3 separate regions of the Homo sapiens genome follow, and regions 2 and 3 are each linked to region 1. Evidence: read pairs that join two places in POLR2A ChIA-PET (ENCODE). Cell type or tissue: MCF 10A. All regions are shown on one strand. Links, peaks and the distances in the headings refer to the core of each region. The heading gives the core; the rest is flanking DNA.

Region 1 (8,267 bases), core at 1,571-6,570:
GCCTGAATGGACTAAGGCACCTTTATAAACCTAGGCATTCTATTCTAAAATTGCCTTCCAGTCCAACAGAAGCATGTTATAGATTCTCCAGGTAGAAGCATTTGTTGTAAAAATTAACTGTACCCTTGACATTGAGATCATCTTGTATCAATTTTAGATCCCTGAACTCTGATTTGATGATTTAAAAAGCAGGAGAACCTCTGAATCTAACTCATTCCAGTCCCTGCGGTGGAAGGCAAACATAGTTCACTCATTTGGAAACCAAGGTTCCCTGCACAGAAAGTGCCAGGCCAACCCAGCGAGCCCTGATGCAAGGTCACTATTTATTTTGTCATCCTGAGGCGAGAGTTCCTTCAAGGGGCTGCTGTTGGCTTTCAAACAAGCCTGGAAAATTGTCTGGTGGCCTCTTTGATCCTGCCCCTTTTTCTGGGTGGTGCTCTCTCTTTTCTCTGTGTTCCACTTTCAAAATAAACCATCTCAGTTGGCTGTGATAAATTCAGTGAAGGAAATTTCAAGTTGAGAATGGTGAGAAGACCTGCAGAAGGGAAGCTATAAATAGCCCACTTTTAATGGCTATAGTAACATAATTCCCTTTACATTACTGTCTGCCATTAAGCAATAAGTAACATTGTAACTTGAAAATCGGACCAAAATAGATTGCACCATCTACCCAGACCCAATATGGTATGTGTAAATATGCAACACTGCCCTATTATTTATAGATCTATGATTTTCCTTATGAAACGGATTCATTTGGGTGCTCTGTAGACCTGAGTTAACTTGATCCAACAAAATCCAACTTTGTCATAGAAACCTACAAGTTTAGAGCAAGGGGGACTTTTAGGAATCACGGAGTTGAAAGCCTGTCCTTTGCCTAAGCTCATGCAGGGACACAGGGATGGGTACATGTGAGAAGGAAGTAGAGACTGATTCCAACTGAACACCTGGAGAAAGGCCTCGGATTCTCAGATTCAATGAAAGGGGCCTTCACATGCCTTTGTTATCTATCACAACATGAGATCTGGAGGCTGCAATCACCATTGTTCAGTGGAGGAAATAGGTTCACAGAGTGAAGTGACTTGATCCAAGTTACATAGTAAATCAATGGCAAGGAATTGGACTGGAACCCAATTCCAACTTAAGGCTAGTATTTTTCCTTTCATAGTGGTAGCTCCATTGTTTCTGGCTTCTAGAGTCTTGGGCTGGTCAGCTTTGATTGACACGTCCACAGTAAGAGTCCCAGCCCTGCCCCGCCTCCCACCTATACCTCAGCACCTCAGTAGGTTTCTGTGACCCCTCCCTTTCTTAGCCTCAGGTTTGTTCACACTACAGATGGGGTGAGCCACCCCAAGCCCCTATCACCACATCGTCTCCCACTCCTGGCCCCAAATGCTTTCCCCTGGCCATGCTCCTTTCTTATTATTCTGAACCCCTTGTCAGTTGTTTTCTGTACTTTATCCCTGAATAGTCCTTTCAAAACAGAACATTTACAATTTCCTTCTTTAAGAAAAGAGTACTTAAAAAAACAAAAACGAAAGCCACGTTTGTGATTCTCGCTTCTTCCATTACTTACCTTCTAATTTTCCAAGTCTTGGCTTGGCATTCAGGGCCCCCTGTAATTAGGCCCCTGCAATGTGGATCACCTTCTCCCTATCCCTGTGTTGCTTGTACCTCTATTACAACATTGCACACGCTCAGCCCTGCTACCTCTATTACAACATTGCACACGCTCAGGCCTGCTACCTCTATTACAACATTGCACCTGCTCAACCCTGCAATATTCCAACTAAAGAGCATGGGACACTGAATTCGTTTTTATGTCCAGTAGAACATCTGCCACACAGTCACGCACATAGTAGGTGTCCAGTGACAGTGTATTGAATGGAATGGGCTCATTCCTGCTTCCTGCAGCATGGTCCCTATGGCCTGTCTAGAGCACATCTTTCTATCTGGGGGCAAGTTTGGGCCTGTCACCCCCTGCAGTAGACACTAACACACAAAGGGGTGAGATTAGCCCCTGTGCATAGTTCCAAAGAACGAGCTGGCCTAAATAATACTTCTGAGTGTGCTACCAGTGCAACTGAGTTATTTCTTAAACCATCACATCCAGGTGCCTAGTATGTTTCTAGGAACTTTATCTGAAAGCATCAATTTCTGTCACTGATCCCCCAAATTGTAATTGCTCAAGACCAAGTGAGGACTAAAACTCCGCAGGCATGACAGCCCTGTGTTTTGGTGCTACATGCGGGGGGACTGAATGTCTTACAGAGGAGCTTACAGTCTAATGGGGTGGGGTGGGCAGGGAAACAAACCTGCAGAGAGCGACAATAGGCAAGACAAGAGCATGAAGAGAGACACTGTGTATGGGTAGGGGTGGCTGGGAGAATGAGGATTACATGACAGAGTTTATAGAAAGTGCCTGGCACATAGTAGGTGTTCAGTAAATGGTAACGAGTCATATTCTCACTACCACACAAGCAGCTGGGTTCACAGAGGATCAAGGCCTGTGCCTCCCTCTGACTGCCATGCCTCTTCCTCCCCTATCCTGCCCACTCCCTCTGCTCCGGCCTGGTCTTCTGATCATGAGGAACATGCCAAGTTCTTTCTTTCCCCAGCAGGGAAAAGCTATTCCTTATTCCAGAAATCTGTGTTCCCAGCTTAGGGCAAGACTGGCTGCTGCTTGCTCTTTAGGTCTCAGAATAAATGCCACCTCCCCTTGCCTGACCACTGCACTGCCCTGCCCCAGAGTTATTCTCTATCACATCACACTGGCTAGTTCCTTCTTTGCAATTACCAGAAGCTCTAAAAATTTTGTTTCTTTCTTTGCTTGTTCCTTGTCCCACTAGGCTTCAGGCTCGAGACAGAGAGGAACCGCCTCTGTGTTTTTCACTGTCGTGTCTCAGTGCTGGGAGTGTACTCCATGTGGTCAGTGTGTGATCAATTTAACTGTGCCTGAGGGTTCTGAGAAGACCTCACAAATGAAGGTACCTTTGACCAGAGCCACGGAGAGGGGACAAGAGTTTACCCACCAGGCGCTGCAAAGCTGAGGTGGCAGGTCAGGACTTCCAGTGAGAAGGAGGTACTGGTAAAGGAGACTGTTATTATGAGCAGCTCCGTCCAGGAGAAGCCAGGGTTCCTGGTCCAAAACAGCACCCTAGGTTCAAATAGGAATACCCTGGGGTTGGAGGTGAGGGAAGGGTGGTGGACAGCTCACTCAGCTATCAGAAGCTGAGGGATAAGTCCCCTTCCTCCAATCTGGGCTTTCTTAGCAGCCTTTTGAGCTGGAATTTGTTTTGTTTTGTTTTGTTTATGGTGGGACCTACCCACTGTGCAGGGAGGATCTTATCAGGTGGCCAAGCTTGTTTTTTGTTTGTTTGTTTTGAGATGGAGTCTTGCTCTGTTGCCCAAGCTAGAGTACAGTGGTGTGATCTCGGCTCACTGTAACCTCTGCCTCCTGGGTTCAAGCAATTCTCCTGCCTTAGCCTCCCACGTAGCTGGGACTACAGGCGTACACCACCATGCCCAGCTAATTTTTGTATTTTTAGTAGAGACGGGGTTTCACCATGTTGGCCAGGATGGTCTCGATCTCCTGACCTCATGATCTGCCCATGTAGGCCTCCCAATAAGCCTGGTTTTTGGAACAATACAAATAATGAAAATTTTAAGTACTGACATTTATTGAGCTCCTATTGTACTATTTTACACACATCTGGTTTAAGCCACAGCCACTGCACAAGATTGGCATTTTTCCCCATTTCCAGAGGCTGAAACTGAGATTGAGTTTCATGTCCAAAGAGTGAGTAACATGTGTAAAGTCATGGGGCTAGGAAGTGGTGGATGGAGTTTCAAACCCAGCTGTGTTTGACCCTGAAGCCAGGGCGCTAAACCACAATCTTTTTTCTGGCCAGTGTATCTCACAGGTGAATCAATTCACTGGGTTTGGCGCATTCCCTTGTGGGCTGAGTCACCATAAGTCAGACTGCCTGAACCTGTTCCTCTCTGGGAGGCTGATAGAAACCTAATCTCTAAACTGACAATGCCAGGGGCAGGACTCTGGACTTTGGTAACCCCATGATGGGGTGGCTCCCTACTCTCCCACTCAGAGCTGCAGATAGCTTTTCTCCAGGACAGCAGGACTCAAGGGTGCTATGGGGGTTAGTTATTGCAGACATCTTGCTTTGCTTTGCTGTAGAGTGGGGTGGCTAAGAGCTTGGGTAGAGGCAGACAGACTGGTTTGAAATCCAGCCTTTGCACTTCGTAGCTGTGTGACCTTAGCTTGGGCAAGTTTCTTTACCGCTCTGTGCTTCAACTCTCATCTTTAAAATGAGGCTGAGAACAGTCTCATGGTGCTACTGTGAGGATTACGTGAAAAAACGCGCTTGCACATAGCAAACCCTCAGCAATCATTAGCCTTTATCATTGCTGTTGTTGTGACTGGTATATATATATATACTTTTTTTTTTTTTTTGAGTGGAGTTTCACTCTTGTCGCCCAGGCTGGAGTGCAATGTCGCAATCTCGGCTCACTGCAACCTCCGCCTCCTGGGTTCAAGTGATTCTCCTGCCTCAGCCTCCCGAGTAGCTAGGATTACAGGCATGCACACCACGCCCGGCTAATTTTGTATTTTTAGTAGAGATGGGGTTTCACCATGTTGGCCAGGCTGGTCTCAAACTCCTGACCTCAGGTGATCCACCCGCCTCGGCCTCCCAAAGTGCTGGGATTACAGGAGTGAGCCACTGCACCCCGCCTGTTGTGAATAGTCTTAAGGGGAGGCGTAGTGGGATGTAATGGGCTGGAGTCCTAGGCCACCACTTTTTAGCCATGTGACCTTTGAGATGAACTATTAAACTTCATCCCAGAATCTTTCTAAATTCTCCAAAGTTAAAGATGAGATTTAATAGCTCATCTATTAAAGATTTCTGGGATGGCATTCTTAAAATTAAGATTAGCTTCTGTTAAGGAATTAGAAAACACCAGAGGTAGGGAATGGTCCCTGTCACATATAGACAGCATTTGCCCTAAACCATGCTCTGGTCAAGAGGAGGCTGAGGACTTCTGAGCCATTTGCCTCTCATCAGAACGTCCTGGGTGTAGTGTCAGAGAGTGGCTGTATTGGCTTGTCTGAACAGCTAGTGTGTTGCTTTGGTTTGAGCTGAAAGATTGTTCTAACAAAGGTGCATGGTGACTATGGTCAGCATAGGCGTTAGGAGAGGAGGGGCCGTCTGTGCACACTGTCCTGGGTGTGCCCATCCTCAGGAGCTCAGCTGTGTAGTGTGTGGCAGCCTGTCCCCCTGACTCCCGCCGGTGAGGTTCACAGATGGTCAGAGCTCCCAGGTGCGGCTCTAAAGCTCTGGCTCTGCTGCCGTGGCCCCAGGCAACCTGGCTGGCTCATGGGCTTCAGCTTCTCACATGTGGAAGAGCACAGATCATCCTTCACCCCAGTATCCCGGTAGCTGACCTCAGACTTTCTGAGTGTGAGTTGACTTGAGTAGCCCTGAGATGCTGACGTCCTCTGAGTACATCAACAACAGGGAGTTTCTGGGCTGCAGGCTGAGAACCCGTGTTTGTCACAAGGCGGCCCCACAGAGTTACCACCACTCTAAGGCCCTGCCAGAGCCAGCAACAGATTATTCCAGAAGGCACCTGTCTCCCAATCACCTTCTCTATCTGGAACAACACCTCCCTCAGGGTTGGGTAAAGTATTAAATATCTGTGCCTTGCATACACTCACTCAGTGCTCAACAAATGCTGGTTCTTTCCCAGTTTCTGTAATCTGTATGACCTATCTTGACCAAGAGATTGTCATCATCCTGAGGCCCGGGGCCCAGGCTGCTGTTGCGCTGGCCTCTCTCCCTCACTCTCCAGTAAGCCCTGTCCCAGGCTGGCCTCTCCCTCCGGGGCTGTCTTATCCACGCTTGGGCTCCAACCACCTTGACCCTTCTCCACCTGTCAGTCACGCCCCAGGTGTTCCCTGAGTCACGCAACAGCTATATAGTAGCTCCGCAGACCAACAGCAGGCCGACAGCGTAGCACCTGAGTTCTAGATCTACCACTGTTCATGCGGGACCTGGCATAAAGCATTCCCACGTCTCGGCCTCCATTTCCCCATCTGTGAAACGAGAGCACTGGTCAGCTCTTCACATGCAGCGTTTGTGGGATGAATCCTTCCATCTGTCCATCCATCCCGCCAACATCCATGCACAAACATTTAGCACCTGCTGCATGCTGTCAGGGACTATGGCAGGAAAAGAGTTGAAACAGACACGTCCCAGGCCTCCAGCCCCTCACACCACGGAGAGGAAACAGATGCCCGCAAAGGAGGAGGCACCCCTCAGGGGGCCAGCGCTGCGACACGGTGGAGGCAGGGAGGCCGTCTCTAAGCAGCCTGCGAGTCCCCGCGCTGCACCGTGGCTTTGAGGAGTGGCGGGGGCCGAGGGGCCGGTCTCTCTTCCGGGGGAGATTCCTCCCCTCACCCCGGCATTACTCAGCGCCCTGAACTGTCTGCCTCCCTCCAGCCGGCCCTCCTCGTCTTCCTGGAGCGCAGCACAAAGGTCCTGTTGTGGCCGCGGCCCGGGCCGCGGGCGAGCCTCTCTGGATGGTGGTGACTCAGTCTCTTGCCATTTCCTTTGTGCGGCTCCGGGGCTCCTCGCTGGGAGCGGAGTGTGTCTGCAGGGCTGGGGGCGGGAGCCGGGACCCACAGCCCGACAGCGAGCCTTTCATGTGGGCAGGGGGCTTCCCGCACGCAATGCGAACCTACGCCTGGAGCTTCCCAAAGACAGCGTCCGGCGCAGGAACGCGAGATGCTGGCCGCCTCGCCTCTGGCCCCCGCGAGCATCAAAGCGCGTGCCGTCGAGGGGGCACGTGTCCCCCATCGGGCGCGCCTCTGCTCCTAGTCCCCTGAATGAACACATCCTTATGAAAAGTGGAAATTAGCCGCCGAAGGGAAGGGCCCGGAGAGCTTGGGAAGCGACCTAGGCTGCCAGCCTCCCGGCGGGTCTTTGGTCCCAGCTCTGATGACCTGTCAGCAGCCGCAGGACCTGCGCTTAAAGGCGCCTCTCCAGGCCTGGCTCAGGGTGGGGCTCCTCGTGCTCAGCACCCTGGTCAAGGTTAGGGCTGGGTGTGCGCTGGAGGCTTGGAGTGCCAGGGCACCCAGTGAAGAGCGAATGAATGAACGAGTGAACACCGGACTGGGGGCCTGCAGACGGTTCTTCGCAGGTTAATTAGAAGGCCTCTAGCAAGCTGCAGCGGAGGCATTTCAGGCATCCTTCAGAGAGGACCCTCGGCCTGGCTCCTAAGGGCCCCTGGTCTGGCTCTCACCCCCTGCTCTGGTGGCATTTCTGCTCACTCAGCCTTTACCCTTTACACGCCAGCCGCTCTGAACAGTTTATTCTTCTGGGAGCACATCATGTTCTTGCTCACATCCAGGTTTTGCGTAAGCTGTTCCTGCTGCAAGGAAAACCCTTCCTGTGTCCTCCTCAGGTGAGAGCTCCCGCAGGCAGCTTCTCCCCGGAGTCTGGCGTAAGTGTTCCTCCTCTGCACGCCTCTGAGGACATTTGCAAAGGTCTGTCATAGGGCTTACCACCCCGTTACCTGTTTGTTTCCACCAGGGAGTGCGCTGAAGCTGAGAGGGAATGAGTGAGTGAATGAAGGGCTTGAGAAAGGAAATTTCTTCACCCTCCAGTGCCCTCTGGGTGGGTATTGAGACAAGCTCTACAGGAAGCCTAAGAAAACTAACTGCTCTAATTCTGTCCTTCCTTTTGCAATGTTTAGGCAACTCCTGTGCATCTGTAGGTACCATTGTGAGGTTACTGCCCTGGACTGGGGAGAGATCCACACACGCAAGAGTGCATCTGGCATCAGTATGTAAGAGTCAAAACTGACACACAGTTCTTCATCTCATGGAAATGAAAACATGCATGGCCGGAATGATCTTATACCTGCTTCTCTTGGGCCAGGTCACCAGGCTGGCCCTGAGAAGTATGTGATGGCATGGAGAAGAATCCTCACACATCCTTGCAGTTCTCTAGGATTTGCAAGGCATTCCCCCCATTGCTGGACTCACTGGATTTGAGTAGGCCTGTCTGCCCCTATTTTAGAGATGAGCATATACACCTTACAAAAACTGAGTCTTGCTCAATGTCTGGCAAAGAAGTCTTCCTTTATCCAACAATCCTGAGAGTCTAGCGGGTGTTGGGCACCATAAAGATGAATGAGGTGCGGTTCTTGCCACCAGGCAGTGCCCGGGCTTGTCAGGGAGACCCATGTGG
Region 2 (6,633 bases), core at 1,634-6,633, 91 kb after region 1:
AATTTTTGTATTTTTAGTAGAGATGGGGTTTCACCATGTTGGCCAGGATGGTCTCGATCGCCTGACCTCGTGATCCACCCACCTCGTCCTCCCAAAGTGCTGGGATTACAGGCGTGAGCCACCGCGCCCGGCCTGGGGAACCATTTTCTAAATCTCCCAGGCATGCGTCAGGTCTTACTGTGTCTCCATCTGCACTTTTTCACTTCAACGGCCATCTACATTATTCAATAACTGCACCAATTGTTCGTTATACGAAACTGCATTCTCTTTACAGAGCATCATTTCAAGCAGGCTTCAGTTTTTGCCACGCTTGTTTGACGGGGTCTAAATGTGCCTATTCTTCCTTCCTGTCACTTTCATCCATTCAGTTCTCTCATGAGACTGAACATGTTTGAAGAGAGAGACCCTTAACTATACAATCAGACTAGGATTTCCCTTTAAGATGGAGTTTCCAGGAATGAACTCTGCTTAAAAGCAGAGACCACCTCTTTGGGAATGTGAGGGAGAGAAATAATCAGCTTCAATTTGTGAAGAACCATTTATCATGAATGCTCTGAAACCATGTCTGTTTTAGATCTTTTCTCCAGCATAATTCAGTGATTGCACATATATCATCGAAGCTTCCTAGACTCCTGGGCTCAGCAGATGGCCCCCCAGAGGCCAGCTTTTCCATTTCTCATAGTATACTTAGGCAAAGACAGAGTGTCATTTTAGCACTTTCCTAGTTGGTATTTTTAAAAATATATTTTTGTACTGTTTAATGCTAGGTATTTAATACCTGGGAGTACTTAAAACCCTAATGGCAAGTTGAATTATCACTGCTTTGCAGCCATGGAAGCTAAAAGAAAGCTTAGAAAAAAATGATTTGGTGCATGTGTCATCTTCAGTTCAAGGTGGAAGGAGAAACCTGAGTCCTTTGACCGTATCATATTGACAGCGTGACTTCTTCCTAGCGCATCTGAGTATATTGAAGTTATTATTTAGAAAACTCAGCCAAGTCTCTCTGTTCTCAGATGCTCAACTCTAATGCCTCCAAAGCACAAAATCAGAGTAGCTCAAATAGGGCAGCAGCTTAGTTTGGATAAATCATGTCAGTCCCTGGATGATTACTGTCCTTATAAAGTAGGGGTCACACCCCCCAAAGAGCAGTGCAAAATCTCTTGGAAAATGTACATGGGAGATGCAAAAAAGAATGCATCTGCAGTCATCTCTTTATATCTATGTGGAGATTATCTGTTTAACAAGCATTAAATGAGAGGTTCATCTCTTTTTTTTTTTTTTTTTTTTGACAGAGTCTCATTCTACAGTCCAGGAATGCAGTGGTGTGATCACAGCTTGCTGCAACCTCTACCTCCTGGGCCAAAGTTGTCCTCCCATCTCAATCTCCTGAGTAGCTGGGACTGCAAGCACACAGTACTAGGTCTGTTTTTTTGTTTTTTTGTTTCTTTGTAGAGATAAGGTCTCACTGTATTGCCCAGGCTTGTCTTGAACCCCCGGGTTCAAGCTCTCTGTGTGTCTCAGCCTCCCAAAGTGCTGGTATTACAGGTGTGAGCCACCATGCCCAGCCTGCATTGTGTTTTGTCTTGGGTTCACAGTGTAGGGTTCACATTCGGACCACTGGTGCAGAAGAGGGTAAATTTAAACCCCTTCAAGTCACAAACTTGCAGGTATACGTGCTAAGTGAATAAAAGGAGGGAGTTCAAGTGGCTCACAACTATAATCCCAGCACTTCGGGAAGCCGAGGTGAAAGATCGCTTAAGGCCAGGAATTCAAGATAGCCTGGGCAACATCTCAAGATCCAATCTCTACAAAAAATCTAAAAAACTTTTTAAAGGTGAGGGCAGTGGTAAACAGTATAATACACTGATTTTGTATTTAAAAAGGAAAAAGGAATAGGGATACACATATACCTACTTATTTGCATTGTATCCATGATGACTACATCTGAAGGAATGCACCAGAAGCTGGAAACATTGTTCCTAGAAGTGGAAGATGGGTGATGGGAGGAAGGAGTAGGAGGGAGGATTTCTACTTTATATCGTTGGTACCATTTTAAACTTTAAACCATGAGAACGTATTACCTATTCACCAAAGAATCAATACAATTTGATGTAAAACATCATGCAACCTGTTCCATGGCAGGGTCAGTGGCTCCAGGTCCTGGGAGTAGGAGAGCAGTAGGTTGGAAAGGGTTGTTTTAGAACCTGTCTCAGCCAGCCTGGCTGAGAGTTGTGACATCCTTTGACCTCAGACTGTGCTCCTCCTGCTACCCAGAGTGTGGCCAGGAGTCACAAGCTCATGTTATTTCTTCAAGCAAATGATGATGTACATCGGTTGCTGGCTGGCATATCGTGCTTTCCCAGCAAAGCAACAAGAATGCTTATGTCCCTGTCTGGGATCTCACTGAAGAGGGTTGCAGACCAAACAGAGGGAACCCCAGAAGCTGGTCATGATGGGCTGGGAAAGTATGTGCTGTAAGGGAGGTCTGAAGCCGGGAGACCAGAGGGCTCGAGGAGCCAGGAGCCGTGTTTCCAGCCATCTGAAGGGAAACCAGAAGACAGGCTAGATGAGAGCTGGGTGGACCTGTGTCCTGGGCAACCTGCAGACTTCCCAGAGCCCCTTTCCTCATCCGCAACATGGGACAGTAATATCCACAGCAAAGGTCTCTCTGGAGTTTTCTGGTTTACGACTTAATGCATGCAAGATGTCTAGCACTTACTAGGCACCCTGCAGAGGTTTCTGAGTCCCATCCCCACCCCTAATCATTCCTGTCAAACCACTAAATTTGTTCAGAGTGGCCCCAGTGTGTGAAAGCTGCAGGAAAAGAGACTTGGGCTCCTATTAGAAAAGACTTTCCTATAGACAGAACCATTCAAAGGTGGAGCAATTCTGTTCTGATGGGCATTTTTCAGGTAACAGTGCTTTATTGGAAGAAACTCAAGGCTCTTTTTTCTGGGTCTCTAAACTCATGACAAACGAAGTAGGATCAAAGACCCCTGGGCCCCATCTCAGACATGGCCCTTCGTGGCCCCTTCCACCTCACTCGCCTCTCCATTCCTGTCCCTCCTCCAGCCAGCCTGTGCAGCTCCCAGAAAGGCTCAATTAAGAAGGCATTTCCAGACCTCGCTGCGGCTGGCACCACCACATTTTTTGCATTCTCTGCCTCTGCGGCTCCTGGAGGCATGAGGTGTGTATCTGCCTGTGTGTGTGTCTCTTATCTACCTCAGGAGAAAAGGACACGAGTCTTGTGACTCAGCCTAAGAGCAATTTCCTCCTTTGACTTCACATTTCCAATTGGAGGGACCCTGGGTTCCAGCGATAACCGTGAGAGTGTCTTCTTAGAGCGAATGTCCTTAATTGTGCTCTGACTTTCCAGGGCTTCTGAGCAGGTGCTGTTGGGAGTCCTTGAGAACTCCAGAATAAGTGAGGTCTGATCCATGCTCCAAACGCAACTACAGTCAAATAGAGGGGATACACACTTATGTTCGGTGTAACTCTCACACCAAACGAACCATGACAAATGCCACAGGGAGCTAAGTGCCATAAAGAATGATTGTAAATGTTAGATATAATAATGGCAAGTGGTTATGTTAAAGGGAAAGCAGTCCTTCTCAGTCAGAGATGCATGCAGATGTCTAGGTTGTTTTAAAATACTCTAGGGAAAGCCAGGCCCGGTGGCTCATGCCTGTAATCCCAGCACTTTGAAAGTCCAAAGCAGGCGGATCACCTGAGGTCAGGAGTTCGAGACCAGCCTGGCAAACATGGAGAAACCCTGTCTCTACTAAAAATACAAAAATTAACTAGGCAGGGTGGCGGGAGCCTGTAATCCCAGCTACTCAGGAGGCTGAGACAGGAGAATCACTTGAATCTGGGAGGTGGAGGTTGCTGTGAGCCAAGTTCACACCACTGTACTCCAGCCTGGGCGGCAGAGCAAGACTCTATCTCAAAATAAATAAATAAATAAGTAACGCTAGGGAAAAACATCTTAAGTGTTTTGGGGTGAGATGATATGATGTCTGGGGTTTGATTTAAAACATTCCAGAAAAAAGGTTGGAGAATAGATGAACAATTTGGCAAAACATTGATAATTGTCATTATTAAAGCTGGGCGTGGGTATAAGAGAGTTTGTTATATCATATTCTCTATTTTTGTATATGCTTGGAAAATTCCAGAATAAAAAGTTAAAAGGAAATGAATGGTTAATGCTGACAGGAGGTGTGTGGGTCAGGGACAGCTTCACACAGTAGGTGAGGTTGAAACTGGGCTTAGAAGATGAGTCAGAGATTGGAAGTGGGAGGGATAGACATGATTTGGAAGCTCTTGTTGGCTTTATTTTTTGTCTGTAAATCCTTCTGTTCTCCTGGGTTTTCATAGCAGTGAAAGCATTTCCCCCTCCAGGGTGTGACCTGCCCTTGTTTCAGACACCCCTTTGGATGGGGCCTCTCAGTGAGGCCTTCTTTGGCTGGCAGAGCTGGAGCTGTCGTGGCCCTGACCAGGTCTGCAGCCCCCACCCCGCTTCCTTCCTCCTCTCTCCCCCTCCATGCCCCGTCTGGGGAAAATTATCCCAGCTCCAAGTAGTAAATTTAAGGCCTTGGCAGCCCTCCCACAGATGACTCCCAAATTATCCCATTCCAAGGGTGGGAGTGGGGAGGCCAGAAGTTCAGGCCCGAGGCATTCACCCAGTCGTTTGAGAGCTCCGGGCGCCATCTGCTGACGGCACCCGGAGCTCCAGCTTGGAATGAAGGCAGGGGGTGTGCTGGAATTCACCAACTCCAGAACAAGGCCGGTCTCAGATCTCTGAGAATGAAGGGGATGCACTGTTTGACAGACACCAGGCAGAAAAGGCGAAGAAAGAGGACGTGTGTGCGTGTGCCTATGTGTGTGCCCGAGTCTGCGTTTGTGGATTTATGCATTTTATGCATGGCGACTGGCTGCTGGGCTGGGGGTGTTTTGGAGGGTGTGTTGGGATGGTCTGCATGCTTCTGTCATTGTTCCTTAGGGTGAGTATGTGGGCCGTCTCCAGAGTAAAAAGACAGTAAATAAGAGGTAATCAGACCCAGCTGTATCCCTCCGAGGGAAGTCTCCAGATGTCCTCCCATCGTTAATCCTCAGCCCAAACATGGGTGATAGGTGACTCGGTTGATTGCATTTTCAGCTGGGGAAAATGAGGCATGTGGCATAACCAGAGCCCTTAGTGAGAAGACTGGCTTCACCACAAGCATCAAATAACCTGGAGGCAAAGACCCTGGAGGTCATTGAGTTCAACCTTCTTACTTTGCAGAGAAGGAAGCATGAGTTCAATGAAGGGGAAAGCAAAAGAGATCCTATTAGATTATCCTTCAAGTCCTTCTCAGCCATGAGTTCTGATGGGCAATTCCGCAACTCACCAAGCCCAATATTTGTGCCAGGAGGGTCCTGGGCAGCTGCTCTCCTGCCTTGCCCCATCTCTGCTTTACCTCTTCTCTATTTTCTCTCCTGAAAGAATTTCCTGGCCCATAAATCCTGAGAGATTTATTATTTCCTGAGGCATCCCTTAGTTGGAAAATGTAGCTTTACAGTCGCCGACTCAGGACCACACTGGGGTCCCAGCTGTTAGCGTGGGAGCACAATTTCTCCTGCATGGTAGTGGGGAGGACGCCAGCCTTCCACCCATCGCAGAGGGGCCACCAACATCACTAGTTACATTTCCTGGCTTCTAACTAAAGCTGCTGAAACACCAGCTCAGAAGTTTCTCTCAGCAAGTTGTAAGAGCAGCCACAAAGTCTAAGAAGAACCAAAGAGCTTGGTTTCTCTCCTCGCCAGCTGGAAGCAGGGGACCTGGGATCTTCCTGTCATCACGATTATTTCTTCTCTCTAAAATGACTGCTTCTGACTCTAGTCTTTTCCCCTCCAATGTGAAAAAAAAAAAATTCCTAAAGCACAGCTCACCTCAAAATCCTGCAGGCAACACCTCCTTTTTTCATATAGGATAAGTCCAGATACTTTTATGGGTTCTTCAAGCACCTCAAACCATGACCCCACATCCCTCCAACACCTTCTCTTCATATTTTCCTATGTGCACTGAGTTCCGGCCACACTGGCCCCTTACCTGTTTCTAGTTCCACCCCCAAGGCCGTTCTGCATCTGCATTGACCATACTGTCACTCACAGCTCCCTCAACCTCAAATGCTCCTTTCTCTGTCTCTAAATGTTGAGATCCCATTTCCCAAAGACCTATCTCAAATGCCATCCTTTCCTGGAAGCCTTTAGGGACCTCCTCCCTCCAAACTAAACAATCCCTGTTGAGTCTGCTGGTGTTGTATTCGGCTTGTACCTTTTCACATTCTTCTAGGCTGCCTTATTTTACAGCTCCTTCTTCCCATTGACTATTCCCCCACTCAGATTCTGAGACCCTGGAGTGCAGCGGCAGTGTCTACAGCATCTTCCTCTTTCCTTTCATCACCCTCCTTCCTCCCAAAGATCCAGCAGTGAGGACAGTTCCCAGCAATGAGGACATTCTCAGGGGATAGTGGTAGAATTGAATTTCCAAGTAATTTATAAGCGATATTCACGTAATCTAATATTTTGACTTTTCCAATCTCTGCTCTCCTCCCTTAGGGCAAATTAACCCAGAAGAGTACTTCAGAGAACACA
Region 3 (6,633 bases), core at 1,634-6,633, 220 kb before region 1:
CAAGACAATCAATAGGAGTAGAGGCTGTGGCCTTCAGGGCTTCTGCTGTGTCCACGCCTCTGTCCCTACGACATGGTGCACAGAGTCGGTGCTCGCCGGGTGAATGAAGGAAAGTAGAAAAAGAAATGGAAAATTCGAGGTTTTCTTTCCGGGAAAGCATTAGACTCCATCTAAGTACCAGGACTTAGAGGCTCCTAAAGCTCCTAGGCTGCCTCTCACTACGAAGCCAAGCTTCCCAATGCAGGAATGACTTGCCCAAGGTCACTTTGGGTGTGGATGGCAGAACCAGGGCCACCTATAGTTTTTTCACTCCTGTGATCAAAGAACCACCCAGAAAAAAATGCTGTTACAGATTGGCATCCACTCTTGGAAATGCCCACTCGAAGGGCCACATCAACCCTCCTCCCCTCCCACCCCCTTTAAGGGTACATTATGACATTTCTGTGCAGCCCGTCCTGCTCCCATGGGGCAGAAAGCCTGAGGAAGGATGGGCCCAACAGCAACCCAGCAACCCAGGGGTTCAGCATTTTCCAAGGCCCTTGCTCCACCCGAGAGCCCTAGGCAGAGGCCTGGTCATCTCCCTCCGCCTCCAGGCTCAAGGGCCCCTCTTTCACCCCAGGACAAGGACTAGCCGGCAGGCTGGACTCAGTGGTGGGCAGTCTCTAAATCACTCATGCAGAGGTGGGAGAGGCCGCGGCGGTGGGGGGGATTTTCATAGATTATACTGAAAGAATGACAATGGTGAGGGAAAGGGGCCGGTTCCCACAGTGTCCAGTCACTCCTGTGAGGGGCTGCGGGAGCCAGGCCTGGCCGCCTCTTTCTCTCTGGGCAGCAGCACACACAGTTTTTAATAATTAAGTAACTTTAATTGTCCTGGGAAAGCCGAGCTCGCCTTGGGGCACAGTGCACAAACTCATAATTAATGTTACCAAGAGAGGTTAGCAAAGGAGAACTGAGAAATGATTCACTTTTTAAAAAGCGCCTCACTGTTAAGCCTTATTATCTGAAGTTTGGAACCTCATTTATCTGCTTTGAGGAAGAAGAAAAAAAAAAAAAACGACCCAAGACCCAGAAACAAATGCATGTGAAATTAAAACTCCATGCCTTTTAATGCAGTTAAAAAACATCAGAGAGGAAAATGTTGCCATTTATCGATTCCACCCTGGTGACTGAGGGAAGATTTCAGACAGAGGAATATAATTAATAAATAATAATAATACATTAATAAAAACTCAAGCTTTTTACTGCTATCTTGTTGCTTAGAAGTTATTTCATTTTAGGATTCTATAGAGTAACTTTTCCTCTTTAGTTCTTACGAGACATATACCAAACTCTGTGTAATTTTCAATGATTATTCATACGCAGTGACGCTAGGAAAGGGTCTTGCATGCAGGTGTTCAGTAAACATCTGATTAATTAATAAGCACATCAATAAGAGGGAAGAACCTCAAAAAGGAAAGAGTGTCCCAGCATAAACATGCGTGGTCAATATGAAGGCAAGCCCAGTCCGTCCTGGGAGACGTTTGCGATGGTGACAAAGGGAGGGTGGACAGAAAAATGGGGAATAAGGGCCTGGCACAGTGACTGTAATCCCAGCACTTTGGGAGGCCGAGGTGGGCAGATCACCTGAGGTCAGGCGTTCAAGACCAGCCTGGCCAACATGCTGAATGAAACCCTGCCTCTACAAAAAAAAAAAAAAAAAAAAAAAAAAAACCAGAAAAAAAAAAATAGCCAGGCATGGTGGTGCGTGCCGGTAATCCCTGCTACTCAGGAGGCTGAGGCAGGAAAATCACTTGAATCCAGGAGGCGGAGGTTGCAGTGAGCCAAGATCGTGCCATTGCACTCCAGCCTGGGTGACAGAGGAAGACTCTGTCTCAAAAAAAAAAAAAAAAAAAGAAAGAAAAAAAGAAAAATGGGGAATTAAAATATGGTGGTGGTGATATGGCTGGGAGGGGTGGTGGGAGGGAAAAGCCTTGAAACTTAGGAGAGGGTGTCAGAGCAAGAGAGTGAAACAAAGCAAAGAACTTGGGCCGAGTGTGATCCTCATGTATCATTAATAGCCCATAAATAGTATTACCTGATTGATTACCCTAAATTAGTGAGTGTGTTTCCTTAGGACGTCCTAGTGTCCCCACAGCACTGCCCTGTTCTTTCTTCCATTCAGACAGACGACAAATCTTTATATCCTAAATCATGAGAGTCCCAGTTTTTCCAAGCACCATAGTAGATTTTCCTCCATTTAGTCAACTCACATTGAGTGGATGCTGCTACGAGTAGTTCCAGATGCCAGTTGACATGGACATGGATGGAAACAGCTGGAATGCAGGCAGGACACTTTGGCTCTAAACCGAGGTACATAATTCCCTTCTTCTCTCTGAGCCTGTTTCCTGGTCTGTAAGATGGAAACGTGTGCATAGATGTGAACTCCTTGGGAGGTGAAAAATGATATTAGGAGTTCCTGAAGCAACTTTTCTAGGTGACTCATGGGATGGTGGAAGGACTCAGTCCTACCCAGAGGCTCTGTTCTCACCACAGGTCGACCAGATACAGCTCAGATGGCCCCTCCTCCCTGGGGTTGGAGTAGGAGCTGGGGAGCAGTTTGTGCCCTGAAGCCATCTGGAGGGTGGGTGAGCAATCAGGCCCTCTCCTGAGATCTTTGCTGTTCCCTGGGTGTGAGTTAATACCCAAGGAGAGGCTGGTGGGTAAATAATGAGGTGGTGGCTGATTGAGCTCAAGGTGTGATTCCTCTCAGGGGTCTTTATGTGTGAACAGACAACTCACAAAGAATGAAAGCTTTAAGACACGGAGGCATGAAGCATTTTCTTTCTGGGGCTGTCCGTTTGTGACCTCAGGCAAGCTTCGAAGCTGGGCCTCCATTGTCTGACACTAGGGGAAGGGGGAGTAGGGGGTACCAAGGGGCCTCTCCCAGAGCTTTGCCTGCGCAGAGGTTCCTGAGCACCTGGACACTCAGGCATGGAGATGCACTGGGGTGGAGGAGGGGTACAGGGAAACGGGGCTGGCCAGGCTCAGTGGCCACAAGTTAGAGGCACTCATGGAAGCTCGACTCAGGGCACGGGTTGGAAAATGCACTCTGATAATAACTCGCATGGCTAGTGCCAGCCCTTGCACTCCTTTGGAACACTAGGTGTTATGGAGTGTGTGTGTGTCCCTCCTTCACACAGTAGTGCACCATACGTACTGTCTCCATAAGTTGCTTTCTTGCTCTTAAAAACCATTTAAGAGCATTTTGGGAGGCTGAGGCAGGTGGATCACCTGAGGTCAGGAGTTCGAGACCAGCCTGGCCAACATGGCGAAACCCCATCTCTACTAAAAATACAAAAATTAGCTGGGCGTGGTGGAGCACGCCTGTAATCACAGCTACTCGGGAGGCTGAGGCAGAGAATAGCTTGAACCCGGGAAGCGGAGGTTGCAGTGAGCCAAGATCACGCCATTGCACTCCAGCCTGGGTGACAAGAGCAAAACTCCATCTCAAAAGAAAAAAAAAAAAGAAAGAAAACAAACAACAACAACAACAGCAATAAAAAGCGTATCCTGGAGACAGCTCCATATCAGAATGTAAAGTGGTAACAATCTTTTTTAGATGGATGGTTAGCATTTCATTTTATTTGACCACAATTTTCTAAAGTACTTGCTGCTGCTGGACGTCGGGTAGTTTTTACTACGTTGCCATTCACAGTCTAGCCTTTAACATTACCTGCATTACCTATTGATGTAATTTGGTGCAGTGAAAATTGCTGGGGACAAAAAAACTGAGATGAAATTCTATCCTAAATCTGTTTGAATTAGGTTTGACTCTAGGCAAGTGTCACTGCCTTTGTGGGCCTCAGTTTTAGCACCTGTCATATAGGGACATAAGACTCCATCTAGTACCGGGTGTCCCTCCCAGGATGTCTGTCTCTGACCCCTTGAGCCTCCCCGAACCCCAGAAGCAGCGGAGCAGCCCACAGAGGGTCAGCCCCAGCTGGGGCTGTGGGTGAGGTCAGTGGAGCTCGGTGGCTGGGTAAGCCTCTCCGTCGCAGATCTCGGTGATGCAATGTTGCACTCCAGCAAGTTTGGCCTTGCCCTCCCCTGGATCCAGCGTGACTCAGGGCCTGTAGCGTGGCTTCCCCCGCAGCAAATGAGCTGCAAGACACCTTTCTTGGCAATGGGCTTAACGAGGGCTCCCGGAATGTCTGATTACTCATCTGTTTTGCAACGGCAGCAAACTCCCAGTGAGAAGAGGCAGCTAGCGTGGCTTCCTTCCTGAATTAATGACTTAAGCATTATGAATGACTAATCAGTTCAGCCCCGAGCAGAACCGGGTGGTTAAGTTGGGGTTGGGGGTGGCAGTGAGGCAGATGCTGCTGGTGTGGGGTGTGCTTTCACCTCTGCTTGAATGCTTCTGGGCCTTGATGCTCTCCTTTTGGGGGTCAGAATTGGGGCCGGACGTCCCAAGACACTGACCTCCCCCTTCTCCTAAGGCCTGTCTACCTGCCACTCCTCACTGTCAGCTGATGGCAAGCTTCCCTTCCAGTCTTAGCTTGGGTCATGCAGAAGGAAATCTAAATGCTTATAGGGAAATCGCAGAATGAAACCCAGGGTGAGAGGGCCAAATGCATTTTGTATGCTATACTCTGCTGTGTACCTAAGAGGGATTTTTGAAATTAGTCTTATTTTATTTTAATTAATTAATTTATTCATTTTGGGACGGAGTTTCACTCTGTCTCCCAGGCTGGAGTGAAGTGACGCAATCTCGGCTCACTGCAACCTCCGCCTCCCAGGTTGAAGTGATTCTCCTGCCTCAGCCTCCTGAGTAGCTGGGACTGCAGGTGTGCGCCACCATGCCCTAATTTTTGTATTTTTAGTAGAGACGGGGTTTCACCATGTTAGCCAGGCTGGTTTCGATCTCCTGACCTCAGGCAATCCGCCCACCTCAGCTTCCCAAAGTGCTGGGATTACAGGCTTGAGCCACCCTGCCCAGCTGAAATTAGTCTTTTACTGGGAGAAAGGCATAAAGGTGGTGGGTAGCTTTCTTTTTTTGCCACACGTTTGGGATAAGAACTACAGATCAAGAACTTTAAGGAATTTTGCATCTCTTCTCTGGCTGGTTTCTTCGCCCCTCTTATCTCAGACAGCTTATTGCAGACTCTAGGATTAGTGGGGAGCAGGAGGGAATGTGTCCCCTTTAAGGCAAAGTCTCTGGTTTCACTTCCCAAACATCTGCCTCGCTCTTGGGGAGGTCCTCTCTGACTGGCTCTGAGCATATAAAGTTAATTTGTGTGGGGATTCCTGGAGAAAGGCCAACTAGAGTGAATTTTTGATGATTCTGTCTTAAGAGATGATTTCCACAAAGGCCAGGTCTATCCCCATCTCTTAGGTTGGGAAGCTGATGACCTTGTAAGCAACAAGGCCCTTCCGATGAGATGAACTTTGCTACCATTGTTGCAAAGAAAGTTTTCCTGCCTCCCTCCATTTCTTTTCTCAAGGTTCCCCTTTCGGGTCTGCCCCAGCCCGGCCCTCTGCTTTCCAGCAATCAGGCGACAATTCTTTGTGGTGCTTGAGAGCATGTCCAGATGATCACTGTGCAGTGCAAGTCTCACCTGGGCCTCACGCCGCTGGCCTCCCCTGGTCCCTATCCCAGAGGCCCTGACACAAGCTCCTTTGTTCTGGGCACTGGGTCCTGCCAGGCGTTCCCTCCTCTTGGCCCAGGCTCAGGTGGAGAGCTCTCCCCATGTCCCTAGCTCCTCAGAGAAGAGGGTCCTTTCCTGTTGGCTCCTTCCCCATGGCTCCACTTGGAAACTGCTCTCCTGATGGACACGCAGGATGTGCTGCCTCAGCCTGTGCCATTTTGGGCTTGGCCCACAGGAAGTTCTCTGAGCATCCAGGCTGTCCTGGACCACCTGTCTTCACCACCACGCACTGGGCCTTGCCTCTGGGGTTGGTATTGAGATGCTTTCATGGCTCCACCGTGGTCAGTCCACTCACACTCACCGTGGGCTCTCTGAATTTCCTGCGCTTCCCATCGTATCTCCTTTCCAGGACTTTGTGGGCTTACGTGCCCTCTCGAGGTTGAAGGGAATCGCCATTTAATACAGGGCTCTGGCCAACACAAACATTCAGTTGTTGAATGGATGCATGGGTGCATGGCTGTGATCTTGGGCATGCCCACATTGTCTTAAGAACTTTAAAATTGCCTTTTGCTACATCTGCCTGGACCAGCCCCTCCATCCTCAATCGCCTTCCTGGGCACAGGTTCGCTTTCTTTGGAACAATGGGAGCAAAGTTCATCTCATCAGAGGGCCCTTACTGCTTACAAGTTCATCAGCTTCCCAACCTGAGAGACGAGAATAGAGTCGGCCTTTGTGGAAATCATCTTTTAAGACAGAAACTTTAATGATTCAGAACAAGTCGCCCTAGTTGGCTTTTCTCCAGGAATTCTTTCATAAATTTACTTTTAATGCTCAGAGCAGATCAGAGAGGACCTCCCCAAGAGTGAGGCAGACCTTTGGGAAGCAGGCCTTCCCAAATATGAGGTAAAATGTATTTTTTCTCTTCCAAATTCAGAGTCTCTTAGCATCTGGATAAGCCTAAGTCCTAGTGTAAAATGCTCCAAGAGATAAACCCTGTGTTTCT

Evidence for each region. Peaks named below come from ENCODE experiments on the same cell type or tissue, not always from the same donor. Only the 100,000 strongest peaks of a DNase experiment are listed, where the experiment ranks them.
Region 2: POLR2A ChIA-PET joins it to region 1 with 14 read pairs; 5 of 35 experiments call an interaction of 5 or more read pairs at or near these places.
Region 3: POLR2A ChIA-PET joins it to region 1 with 32 read pairs; 3 of 35 experiments call an interaction of 5 or more read pairs at or near these places.

The regions. Positions count from the first base shown.
Region 1 is chr3:193,868,177-193,876,443 of GRCh38, reverse strand. LOC105374286 (a long non-coding RNA gene) reads right to left here and starts at 1,661. Exons shown (of 5, transcript XR_001741076.2): 1 at 1,574-1,661. RefSeq lists a silencer at 6,510-6,804 and an enhancer at 6,245-6,974. In MCF 10A, for the core only: no CTCF peak of the experiment used is centred there; DNase peaks (open chromatin) are centred at 1,723, 3,893, 5,653, 6,553 and 1 weaker place.
Region 2 is chr3:193,779,030-193,785,662 of GRCh38, reverse strand. No RefSeq gene overlaps it. Among named protein-coding and RNA genes, the nearest start is that of LINC02038, 62 kb to the left of the region's middle. RefSeq lists silencers at 4,149-4,443, 4,696-4,755. In MCF 10A, for the core only: a CTCF peak has its summit at 4,718 (motif pointing left); DNase peaks (open chromatin) are centred at 2,272, 3,222, 4,312 and 4,652.
Region 3 is chr3:194,087,266-194,093,898 of GRCh38, reverse strand. It overlaps LOC102724877, which reads right to left. Exons shown (of 6, transcript XR_002959666.2): 4 at 2,253-2,392. Among named protein-coding and RNA genes, the nearest start is that of LINC02028, 20 kb to the right of the region's middle. In MCF 10A, for the core only: no CTCF peak of the experiment used is centred there; DNase peaks (open chromatin) are centred at 2,548 and 4,228.